Regions from separate parts of the Homo sapiens genome. Here region 2 is linked to region 1. A link is a loop called in an ENCODE intact Hi-C map of the cell type or tissue named here. Cell type or tissue: Calu3. All regions are shown on one strand. Links, peaks and the distances in the headings refer to the core of each region. The heading gives the core; the rest is flanking DNA.

What was found. A loop is a pair of places that touch in the nucleus more often than their neighbours do. Peaks named below come from ENCODE experiments on the same cell type or tissue, not always from the same donor. Only the 100,000 strongest peaks of a DNase experiment are listed, where the experiment ranks them.
Region 2: a loop joins it to region 1, with 2.1 times the contacts of the local background. A loop is called at or near these places in 4 of 110 quality-filtered maps.

The regions. Positions count from the first base shown.
Region 1 is chr3:140,625,142-140,633,166 of GRCh38, forward strand. All of the region lies in intron 1 of LOC102724068 (a long non-coding RNA gene), which reads right to left. Among named protein-coding and RNA genes, the nearest start is that of TRIM42, 49 kb to the right of the region's middle. In Calu3, for the core only: no CTCF peak of the experiment used is centred there; a DNase peak (open chromatin) is centred at 4,840.
Region 2 is chr3:140,725,160-140,729,670 of GRCh38, forward strand. No RefSeq gene overlaps it. Among named protein-coding and RNA genes, the nearest start is that of TRIM42, 49 kb to the left of the region's middle. In Calu3, for the core only: no CTCF peak of the experiment used is centred there; no DNase peak of the experiment used is centred there.

The DNA.
Region 1 (8,025 bases), core at 3,295-5,794:
ACTAAATGCCCACAAGAGAAAGCAGGAAAGATCTAAAATTGATGCCCTAACATCACAATTAAAAGAACTGGAGAAGCAAGAGCAAACACATTCAAAAGCTAGCAGAAGGCAAGAAATAACTAAGATCAGAGCAGAACTGAAGGAGATAGAAACACAAAAAACCCTTCAAAATATCAATGAATCTGGGAGCTGGTTTTTTGAAAAGATCAACAAAATTGATAGACCGCTAGCAAGACTAATAAAGAAGAAAAGAAAGAAGAATCAAATAGACGCAATAAAAAGTGATAAAGGGGATATCGCCACCGATCCCACAGAAATATAAACTACCATCAGAGAATACTATAAACACCTCTACGCAAATAAACTAGAAAATCTAGAAGAAATGGATAAATTACTCGACACATACACCCTCCTGAGACTAGACCAGGAAGAAATTGAATCCCTGAATAGACCAATAACAGGCTCTGAAATTGAGGCAATAATTAAGAGCCTACCAACCAAAAAAAGTCCAGGACCAGAAGGATTCACAGCCGAATTCTACCAGAGGTACAAGGAGGAGCTGGTACCATTCCTTCTGAAACTATTCCAATCAATAGAAAAAGAGGGAATCCTCCCTAACTCAGTTTATGAGGCCAGCATCATCCTGATACCAAAGCCTGACAGAGACACAACAAAAAAAGAGAATTTATCCCTGATGAACATCAATGCAAAAATCCTCAATAAAATACTGGCAAACCGAATCCAGCAGCACATCAAAAAGCTTACCCACCATGATCAAGTGGGCTTCATCCCTGGGATGCAAGGCTGGTTCAACATATGAAAATCAATAAACGTAATCCAGCATATAAACAAAACCAACGACAAAAACCACATGATTATCTCAATAGATGCAGAAAAGGCCTTTGACAAAATTCAGCAGCCCTTCATGCTAAAAACTCTCAATAAATTTGGTATTGATGGGATGTATCCCCAAATAATAAGAGCTATTTATGACAAACCCACAGCCAATATCATACTGAATGGACAAAAACTGGAAGCATTCCCTTCGAAAACTGGTACAAGACAGGGATGCCCTCTCTCACCACTCCTATTCAATATAGTGTTGGAAGTTCTGGCCAGGGCAATCAGGCAGGAGAAAGAAATAAAGGGTATTCAATTAGGAAAAGAGGAAGTCAAATTGTCCCTGTTTGCAGATGACATGATTGTGTATTTAGAAAACCCCATCGTCTCAGCCCAAAATCTCCTTAAGCTGATAAGCAACTTTAGCAAAGTCTCAGGATACAAAATCAATGTGCAGAAATCACAAGCATTCCTATACACCAATAACAGACAAACAGAGAGCCCAAATCATGAGTGAAGCAAACAATTAGAAAATGAAACAAAAATTTTAATTACAGTCAACAAACATACCTTAGGAATAAAATCAGCATAGGATATCCAATACTGTATCATTTTAATGTCTCTATTATTTTAACGAAAAATAAAAATAAAATAATATGATCCAGAAGTAGCAGAAACCACATTGTAGAACTTTATAACCAGAAACAAGATTGGTGTAATTAACATAGTAGGGAACTGAGATGAAGTGGCTATCATAATGTTTTGATTCTATTGAACTTTTTTTTTTTTTGGAGAAGGAGTTTCATTCTTGTCAACCAAGCTGGAGTGCAACGGAGCAACCTCGGCTCACTGCAACCTCTTCCTTCCAGGTTAAGTTATTCTCGTGCCTCAGTCTCCTGAGTATCTAGGACTGCAGGTGCCTGCCAGCACGCTCAGCTAATTTTTGTGTTTTTAGTAGAGACAGGGTTTCACCATGTTGGCCTGACTAGTCTGCAACTCCTGACCTCAGGTGATCCACCCGCCTTGGCCTCCCAAAGTGCTGGGATTACAGGCATGAGTGATCGCGCCTGGCCTCTATGGAACTTTTGACAATGGCTAATTGACCACAGCATTCCTAAGAATAAAATAGATTGACAGTTTACTAAAGAATTACTGTACCTATATAACCAGAAATATTCTAAATCTAGCAATAAGAAGCTTGATGAATGGCCTTATAGAAAGTTAGAGCTTCTTGGCCGGGCACAGTGGCTCACGCCTGTAATCCCAGCACTTTGAGAGGCCCAGACGGGCGGATCACGAGGTCAGGAGATGGAGACCAACCTGGCTAACAGGTGAAACCCTGTCTCTACTAAAAATACAAAAAATTAGCCGGGCGCGGTGGCAGGTGCCTGTAATCCCAACTACTCAGGAGGCTGAGGCAGGAGAATGGCGTGAACCCGGGAGGTGGAGCTTGCAGTGAGCCGAGATCTGGCCACTGCATTCCAGCCTGGGCAACAGAGTGAGACTCCATATCAAAAAAACAATAAAAAAGAAAGTTAGAGCTTCTTGCAAGTTCTGAAAGCCCCTTGAAGGTAATATTGAGCCCTTCTGAGGAGGTCCCTGCATTACATCCACAGGTAAAAAATTTAAATCTTTCTACAAGTCTTACCCAGAAAGACTTGTGGCCATTTATGATGGTTACTTTGTACTGTGAAACCTTTAGAATTCCTAAATATGAGCTAAGTTGAAGCTAATATCTCAATGTTGCATTGTAGTGTAACATTTAATATTGAGGCTTACGGAGAATAGATGATAAGTAGTTTTGGCCAGGGAACATCTCACAGTAAGTCCAGTGAATCAACATACTCACCCTGTGATCACTCCCAATTTCCAGAATGTATAATCAGAATAGACATACTGAGCAACTGGTAGAATTCCTATACTGACCCCTTGAACTATAGAGTGGTGACTATTATGGCAGAAAGAAGCAAGTGGAGCCTCTGGAACTTCCTCTCTCTACCAGAATAGTTATTCCAAAAGAAACACCACATCCCACTGGGAATCACAGAGATCAGTAACACAAGACGTGATTAATACAGGAGTGGTAATTCCTATCACATACCCATTTAACTCACTCATTGGCCTATAAAGAAGAATGACAATGAATTATTGCAAACTTGATCGGGTGGTGTTCCAAATATAGTATCTTTTTAATGAAGCAAATCAATACAATCCTTGGCACCTGGTAGGCAGTTATTCTGCCAATTCTCTCTCTCTTTCTCATCTGGGCCTTCAGAATTCATTTCATTTATGTTTGGGACAGCAATACACCTTCCTTCCCTCTCTTCCCTTAAGGCTATGTTAATTCTCTTGCTTTCTGTCATAATCTAGCCACAGAGACTTAGTCATCTTGACATTCTACAAATCATTATACTAATCTATTAAAATGACATTCATGCTGATTGGATATGGTGAAAAGTATAAAACGCCTACCAGTACATGCACTACTAAAAGATAGGAGATAAACTCCATTAAAACTTAGAAACCAACCAACTTGGTGCAATTTTCTGGAGGCTTAATGGTCTGAGAATTTGTTAGGACATTGCTTCCAAAATAAAAGTTGTTTCTGCTCCCTGCATTGCCCACCACTAAGAAAGAGATCCAATCCTTGATAAGTCTCTTGGATTTTAAAAGCAGTATATAACACATCTGAGTGTGCTGCTCTGACCTGTTTACTGAGTAGCTCACATTACCCCCAGTTTTGTGTGGTGGAACAAAGCAAATGAAGGCTTTTGGGCAGGTTTGGTGAAATGCAAGCTGTTTTGCCTTTAGATCACGTGACCCCAAACACACAATAGTACTTGAGATATCTAAGGCAAGAAAAATACTGTATAAAGCCTCTCGAATTCTCCTAAAAGAGGATAAATAACAGCACAAGATTCTAGGGTTTTGAAGCAAGGCCGCGACCACTTTATGTAGTTATGTTAACTGTTACACCTGTTGAGAGAGAATTTTTGGCTTATACACCAGGAGAGAATGAATACCTGTCTGTGAAACATCAAATGACCAGATATGAGCTGTTCTTTGTCCATTTGGTAAAGCCATAAGACTAGGTATGTACAGCAGCTCCATCATGTAAAATGGTATATACAAGATCTATTTTGAACAGGTCCTTTGGGCACAAGTAAATTCCATGAGCAAGTAGCTGAGACTCTCACTTTACCTCTCCCTCATCTCAAACCTTCAGCATCATAGAAAATCTGTATGACCATTTGACAAATAATAAAAACTTAGGTCTGATTTACAGATATTACTGCACAATATGCTGGTACAAACTGAAAGTGGCAGCTGCAGAAGTTCAACCCCAATCAGGAGTATCTCAAAAAATAGTAGTCAAGAGAGACCCTCCTAGACCATTGAGCAGCACATTTTGTCATCTACTTTGTCTGGATAAGATTATCAGGAACTCGGGTCTACAATGATTCACAGGCAGTGGCTAATGGTTTGGCTACACAGATGGTGTTTGAAAAGAACAAGAAAAATATGTCTTTCCCCAGGGAGGTCTGCAGGGAGAGTATGTGGGTGTACCCCTACAAATGGGGATGAGTTGTGTACATTTGTGTCCTATGTGATTGCTCACTCATCCCACTCAGGAATGGAGGCTATGTATGAACTCAAAAAGGGCCTCCACCCATCAATCCTAATCTGCCTACCACCTCTGCTGAGTAGTAACTTGCCAGCAGCAGGGATCAATGCTGAAAGCCCAATGTGGTGCCATTTTCTGGAAAACCATCTAGTCACATGGTGGCACATTAATTACAGTGGATCTCTTCCATCACAGAGGAGCAACAGTTTCTCTCCACTATTAAATAGGCCTTTCTACAGAATGCAAATCAGCCTACTCTGCCCTTTGCCATCTGCGGATGTATGAAATGCTTATTCACTGTCTTACCACTCACAATATTGCTTCTGACCAAATAACTCATTTTCACAGCAAAAGAAACATAACAGTGACTCATGCTCATGGAATTCCAACTGGTCTTACCACATACCCCATCGCTAGATTGATAGAATCATAGAATAGCTTGCTGAAGACTCATTACAGAGCCAGCTGGGAAACAATACTTGCAAGGTTGGGGTACTATCCTAAAAGATGTTGTTGAATCTATGTCCAACATATGGTACTGTTTCCCCCAAAACTAGTGTACATGGGTCCAGGAATCAAAAGATGGAAGTAGGAATAGCCCCTTTCAACTTGAAGAATTGATACTTCCTGTCCCTATACTTTCAGGCTCTACTATTTTAAAAAGTCTTAGATCCCAAGAGAGAAATATTGTCACTGGGTGACACAACAATGGTTTCATTGAGTTGGAAGTCAAGACTGAGACCCAGTCATGTTGGATTCTGCATGCTAGGGTTACAACAGGCAAAGAAGTCGATTCTTCTTCTGCCTGGGACGATTAATCTTAACTATCAAGGGGAAATTGTGTTGCTGCAACAAGTGTCCATGTCTAGAACCCAACTAGTGGAACCCCTTCTACCTAATAAAAGCAAGTCATGCAGTACTGACAAGGACTCAGATTGTTCAAAGTAATCACACTGACGAAATAGTGTTAAGCAAACTCAGGAATGTCACAGAATGAGCATTATGAATAATAAGGCTGATGCTCCTTTTCATGCAGTTAGCACAAGAAAAACCTGAGAGTTCGCATTTAGCTCAGAGCTAATACAAAGTAAATACGTTGTTGACTTAATTCCATTAAGAAATTGCTTATTTTCCTTTGGAATTTAAAAAACTTTTATTGTAAATTAAACAGGGGAATGTGTCCTAGAAAGAAACGTGGCTCACCGTTTGGGAGCATAAATGTCCCCCAAAATTGGTCAATAAAAATAAAATGATTTCATAAAAAGAAAGCAACACTTCAAAGAACCTGGGTCCCAATACTGGGATATAGTTCCCAAGTGACTCTATGTTTCCTTGAGCTTTACCACATATTCACTCAACTTAAGAGTTTCCCAAAAGAGAGATCTCCCAAGTGGGAAGTGAAATGAGCTTCCTCAGGCAGAAGAAAGAAGCTCTCCATCACCAGAGTACAAGGAGAAGCTGGGAAGCATGAGTCAGAGATGTTGGGGGGAAGGCTTCTGTATCAACTTAGCTCATTTAACTCTCACAACCATCCAGTGAGGTAGATGTTACTATAATTCCCATTTTACTGAGAGAAAACTGAGGCATAGTGAGCTGAAGAGATTGCCCATAGAAAGCCAGATATAAGAGGCAGAGGCAGGATTTCCATCCAGATCTGGCCAATACCCAGAGTGTTTTCTTTTTACCTTCACCAGGTTGCCCTAATCTTTCTGTTCCCAAAAGATCTGCCAGGTTTGCTTACAGTGCAGTAATTCACGGATCAAGGAATGAAACATTCCCCAAGAAAATTAGAAGGTCACAGCCAATAGTGACTATGGAAGAAATATGGCTGCAAACTGCAGTGCAATCCTGTGCTTTTGGTAATTCTCTCAAGAGAAGATGCATTATGTTAGTTTATCATTTTAAATAAATTCTCAACAAGCTGTTTACCTGTCAGTCTGTATCTGTGGGGACTATTTGTGTAACATCAGATAAATGAGCAATTAGAGAGTTTAAAGGGCTCTTAAATGTGGTGGAGCTTGTAAACCTGAACTCCCAGGGATGGTAAATGTCACATCAAATGTCTTCAGTACATACTCCGTGTCTACCTTTTGTTTCAAAAGCTGGATCATGACACTCTCTATCCTAATCTAAGGACACCTGCCTCCCAGCAGCATATAATGGGAAAACTGGTGACCTGAGACACAAGTCACTTGGATTCTCGATTCAGCTATTCTTGGGTAACTTTGACCAAGTCAACATTCCTCTGTTATTTTGTTAATAAATTGAGAGGGTGAAATGAGAATTTTTAAAAGGGTACTCCAACCTCTTACTTTCTATGCCTGTATGGATCTATGACTTTATGTGTAGCTTCATTCTTTACAATTTCCTAGGCAGGATTCTAAACAAGAGCAAGTTTAGCCCTCAACAAATATTGGTGATCATCATCATCATTATTATTTGATAAAGTAGAAAAGCCTATATGAAAAACACTAGTAAAACTAGCAGAACCAGGATCTAAAATTTGACCATTAAAGACTAATTTATTTGGTTTTAAAAGGTTTAAAATATCTCAGACAGGAGGAATGCTTTAAGACAATGGATTTTTTTAAAGTAGAAACAATTTTTTAAAAAAGATAAAGCCCTGTACAAACCACAGGTATAAGTGTTTCTGTATGAATTGGGGATTGGGCAGAGACAGCTCAAGATCCCTCCAGTTAGCCATTATTTGACCCCCACTTGGGCCCCACGGCACTGTCTCAAATACCTAGGATTCCTCAGAGGACAATTTAAAATGTACTGCTTTAAGCCAACAACAATTTACACTCTTTAACGATTAAAGAGCCAGCAAAGATTAAGATGAGTGATTGGGAATGGAGAAGTGTAGGGTGAGACAGACTTAAGAATACAAGGGAAAGAAAAGAAACTGACCTTTATTGAGGGCCTTCTGTCCACCAGATATTTTGCTATGTTCTTTAAATTTGCAGTAATCGGAAAGAATTGAAATTATAAATATTTTCAGAGGCCCGGTACCATGCCATGGCTTTTTAAAGCCAATCCCTCTATTTGTGCAGCAAATCCCATCTCTACTACCCTGCTCAAGACATTGCCCAGAAAGTCTCACCTCTTTCTTCTGTCTCAGTCATCTCTCGTCTAGATCACACCCCTAGCTTCCTAATGGCTTCCCCACCCGTTCACAATGTATTCTAAAACTCACCACCAAAGTGACCTTTCTCAAGACACAAACCAGATCATACCTCTACTGTCTAGTGTCTGCAAATAATTCCCCATTATGCTCAGAGTAAAAGCCAAAGTTCTTCACAGGTCTCCAAGGGCCACACGATCTCAACCAGGTCCCTGCCTTCCCATCTTCCCTCACTTTCTCTCTGCTATAGCCACACTGGTTCCCTGCTGTTCCTGGAAAATCCCAAGCTTGCTCCAGCTTGGTGCCTTTGCATTGGCTATTCCCTCTGCTTGACACATGGCCCACTCTCTACTTCCTGAAGCCTTCATTCACTTAAGTGTCCCCTTCTCAACGAGGCCCCCCTTGAATTCCCTATTTAAGATTGCAACCCACCCAC
Region 2 (4,511 bases), core at 822-3,321, 98 kb after region 1:
CCTCCTGTGAGCCTGAGAACTGAGCTGGGGCACTCAGGCCAGGTACTGGACCCATCACAGAGCTCAGCTTCAGAGTCCCCAAGCTGTCTTCTCCACCTGTCTTCTTTCTTCAGTCAATACTGAAACCCAGTCCCAGCAAAATCTAGGGTAAAAGGACCTTGCATTCTAAAAGGGGACTTCCAAGTAGGTTAATGTCTAACTCATAGAAATAAATCAGTAATGGTGGAATTTCCACACAAAAACAATTGTTGGCTATTGAAGGTTCCAGTTGTTACCGCTCAACAAACCAATTCAAAACATAGTGCTTAAAACAAAAATGTACATATATCTTGGTTCTATGGGCTAACTGAATGGTGGTCACTTGGGGTCTCTCATGTGGCAACAGTCAGATAGTGGCTGTGGCTGGAGCCATCTGAAGGCTTGACCGGACTGGATATGCAAGATGACTCACTCACATGACTGACAGTTGATGCTGGCAGGTGCCTAGGCACTCAGCTGGAGCTCTCAACCATAGTGCCTATACGTGTCCTCTTCATAAGATGATGGCAGCTGGCTTCTGAAAGGGGCATTCCAAGGGCAAGCCTTCCAAGAGGCTCAGGAGAAGCTGCAATGCTTCAGCTCCTAGTAACCAAGCCTTGAAATTACACAGTATCATTTGCACTGCATTCTGTTGGTGAGAGCTAGCCCAGGTTCCAGGGTATGAATGTTGGGAGGCCTGGCTCACTGAAGGCCATCTTTAGAGACCAGCTACCACAGAAATGATGTTCATTGAGGATGGAAAGAGGAAGATCAGCATTTACCAAGTGCCTGTCTTGTACATGGTACTTCAAAAATATCACCCTGAAGTCCTCACAATAACCCATAAAGAGGTGTTCTTACTCCCCACTTTAAAGAAAAGGCAACTGAATTCAGAGAGATTACATGGCCGCCCAAGGTCATAAAGCCACAAAATGGCCAGCCCAGAGTTTGAACTCAATTCTCTGGCCCACCTCAGATGAGCCTGAGCTGCAGGGGTTCCCCAGGCAACCATTTCCTGCCATTCTGCCTCAAGAAGCTGAAGGCTTCACATGCTAATAATTCTCTTCTTCTTTCCACTTGAACAGGTTGCCCTTTCTTTGGAAAGGAAATGAGTTCCTGCTCCATCCAGTAAATGCTACTTTCTCTGCCCATGGAGACAGTGTGGCTCACCCATCACTAAGGTCTGGCTCCCTGGGTCCCTCCTTGCTGCATTAGCTCAGACTCCTGGGTCTGCCAGAGCAGAGGCAGCTGTGTTCTGGGTCCTTTTCTCCTCCCCTCTGCAGCTCTGAGACCCCATTTCTCCATGGATTTCAACTGGCTTAGCTAAGGTTCCCTGAATTTTATAGACATGAGCCAGAACTGGGTCATTAAGCCTGAATATTTTGAAATCCCAGCGATTCATAGTCCAATCGAACACCTGTAGTGGTGGAGGGCTGAAGTACATGTGATCTGGCACCATAGGTTCAGAGCCTGTAACTGGGCATCTGAGGACCCTGAGGGACCTGGATTAACTCCACGGGACTCCAGAAGCTGAAGATCAGGAGGCATCATAACTCTTTGCTGCATACTCCCATGTAACCAGCTGTGAGTCAGGGCTTGTGGGAGAAAGAAGAGAAGAGTGAGGGACTCTGCCTCCGAGATCTTTAATGGTTCAGCAGAGTCTTGGCATATAAATATTTGTTGATAAATGCATTAAAGAATGAATGCGTGAGTGAAACTTATATTAACAGCACAACAGCACATTCTATAGGAGGATATGCAATACCCCCAGAAGGCAGTATGGTAGGAAAAACACTAATTCTATTCATCTCCACTGAGCACCTATTTTATGCCTTCACCATTAAAATGATCAAGTCCCAACAAATAGCCCTAAGTTCACTTACCCACTTAAACATCTGGGGTGGAGAAAAGACTGAAGTGGCCCAAAGCTGAGGAAGCAGGCTCTGCCCAGGTGAACTTGCAGAGAGAGGAAACCCACTGCCTGTGGACATAGGACATGACAAGGAGCATGCCTGCAGGTCCTCTAAGACAGAGTAACCATGCCCCCAGTAAATGTGGCCTCCTCCAACCAGGTGCTAATTAATCATTCACAGAGGAAAATAAAGCAGGGTGGACACCGTGTTTGAAATGTCCCCACTCAACTCCTCCCTAATAGACAAAGGCTAAAATATGAGGTGAGGGCCAGAAACTTTCCCCCATCCCCTCTGCACAGAAGTGACAGCCAAATCAGTAGGACCCACAATGCTGAGAACTGTGTTTCTGAAGGTGGCCTTCCTTGATGGAGACCAGAAAGCATCTGCCCCTGACTGAAGGTTTTGCCTGAAGATTTCAATTTGTCAGCATCCTCAAGTAGTGTCCCTCTCCTTGGGCTTCAATTCATGTCCCCAGAATTCATGGGGTCTTCCCCATGGAGAAGAAAGGATGCACATCCTCCTATGGGCTCCTGGCCCCAAGAATCACTGTTTTCCCCAGACAGATGTCCTTGCTTCTTTCCCTGAAGGGCGTGAGCCTGGGAGGGTGAAATCACCCTTTCCCAGTCTCTTTCTTCCACAAGCACAGAGCACCTTCCTAACTATTGCAGCAAGTACATGTCCTCATATAAGCCTTACTTTATGTCAAAATCAAACTGTACTAGCTCACTTTCCTTATCTGTTTGAGCTAAATAAAAGCTCCTCCCGGGTCTTAAATCCATGAATTTTATGTCAGAGCAGTTGGGGTGAAGTTAAAATGGATTCACCCATAGAGAATTACCTATAACTTTTTTATTAGCGTTATCTCTGCTACTTTCAATCCCAGGAGTCACTATCCTTTCATTGCAACCCCCAGTCTGCCACTGTGTCACCTTGGGCAAGTTACTTAACTCCTCTGAGGCCCTCTCTTCTCATATGAAAATGGAGCTGAAGTTAGCTGACTCACAATGTCATTACAAAGATCAAATGAGATAATGTCTGCAAAGCACCTAGCTCAGAATGTACTCAGGAAATGCTCAGCTAATGTTAATTCCCTTCGGGTTCCTCCGATGTTCCCTGCTCAAAAAGAAATCCCCCAAAGCCTCACCTGCTCCAGCCCCTTTGCTATAGGAATAAGGTTTCTCCCATCCAGCCCACGTCCTTCCTCAGCTGGCTCACACCAACTTATGAGAGCTGATTGTGCTCATCTCTGCCCAACTCTGCACTCAGCAACCTCATAGTGGAAGGATTTACACTACAGTAATCAGCAAATGCTACGAATCAAAGCTCCTATCCAGCAGAGCCAACTTACCAGCACACACCTGCTGGCAGGCTACACTTCACCATCCCCACCCATTCGGCCCACCCAGAGCCCACAGAGGCAGGAGGATGGACTCTGTAGGGGACTTTGGACCCAAAGCACAGCTTTCCTCTATAGTAAATAGTTTTTTCAACAAGTTCTTCAGGGCCACTCAAAGGCCCACTGACAGCCATCTGCCATTGATTTTTCCGAGAGGAAAACGCAGCATGTGCTCAGAGGCCACCCAACCTTCAGATGAATCCAATTGAAAAATAACTGCCAACTGGGAGCAGTGGCTCACGCCTGTAATCCCAGCACTTTGGGAGGCTGAGGCGGGCAGATCACGAGGTCAGGAGATCGAGACCATCCAGGCTAACACTGCGAAACCCCGTCTCGACTAAAAATACAAAAAATTAGCCGGCTGTGGTGGCGGACGCCTGTAGTCCCAGCTACTGGGAGGCTGAGGCAGGAGAATGGCATTAACCCAGGAGGTGGAGCTTGCAGTGAGCCGAGATCGCGCCACTGCGCTCCAGCCTAGGTGACAGAGCGAGACTCCGTCTCAACAAAAAAAAAAAAAAAAAAAAAAAAAAACCTGCCGAAAAGCTTTTGGCCAGGACAGGATAATAGGGACTGTTTTAAAATAAAACCACTGTGTTTTTTAAACGTACAAAGTTGACAGCTTTTCTCTCCACAAACTGAAAAAAAAATTTATAAGAAAAATTTTTAAAAATTAGATAACTCATATGTAAAGAAATGGTCAAAATAATTAAAGTCCACAGCTTTTTCACAATTATAATGCATACACTATATGGCCCATACCACTCACCAGGCCCCGTTTTAAGCACTTCAGGAATGTTAATTCATTTAATTCTCACAATAATCTTGTGAGGTATATGCTAGTATTCTTTCCATTTTATAGATGAAGAAACTGAGGCAAGGAGAGAAACCCTGTGAAGTCAGTATCCACAAACTTTGGCCAGGTGGCCCCCACTAGGCTTTCTCCATCGTTTGGAGCTGCTCATGCTTCACACCCTCCCCAGGTTGTTCTTCTCTCCAGCAGCCTCCACTGCAGGGACCACTCCTTCCTATGTTTTATCTGGCAAACTCCTGCTCATCTTTCATTTTACATTCTCATCAGCTGTGGAAGAAAGAGGTTTGCTTTTTCTCTCTCAGCTTTCTTTCCTTCCAGTCTACTCCCTTCCTGAAAAAGAAACTAATAGCATGATAGCCCATCAAATGATGCT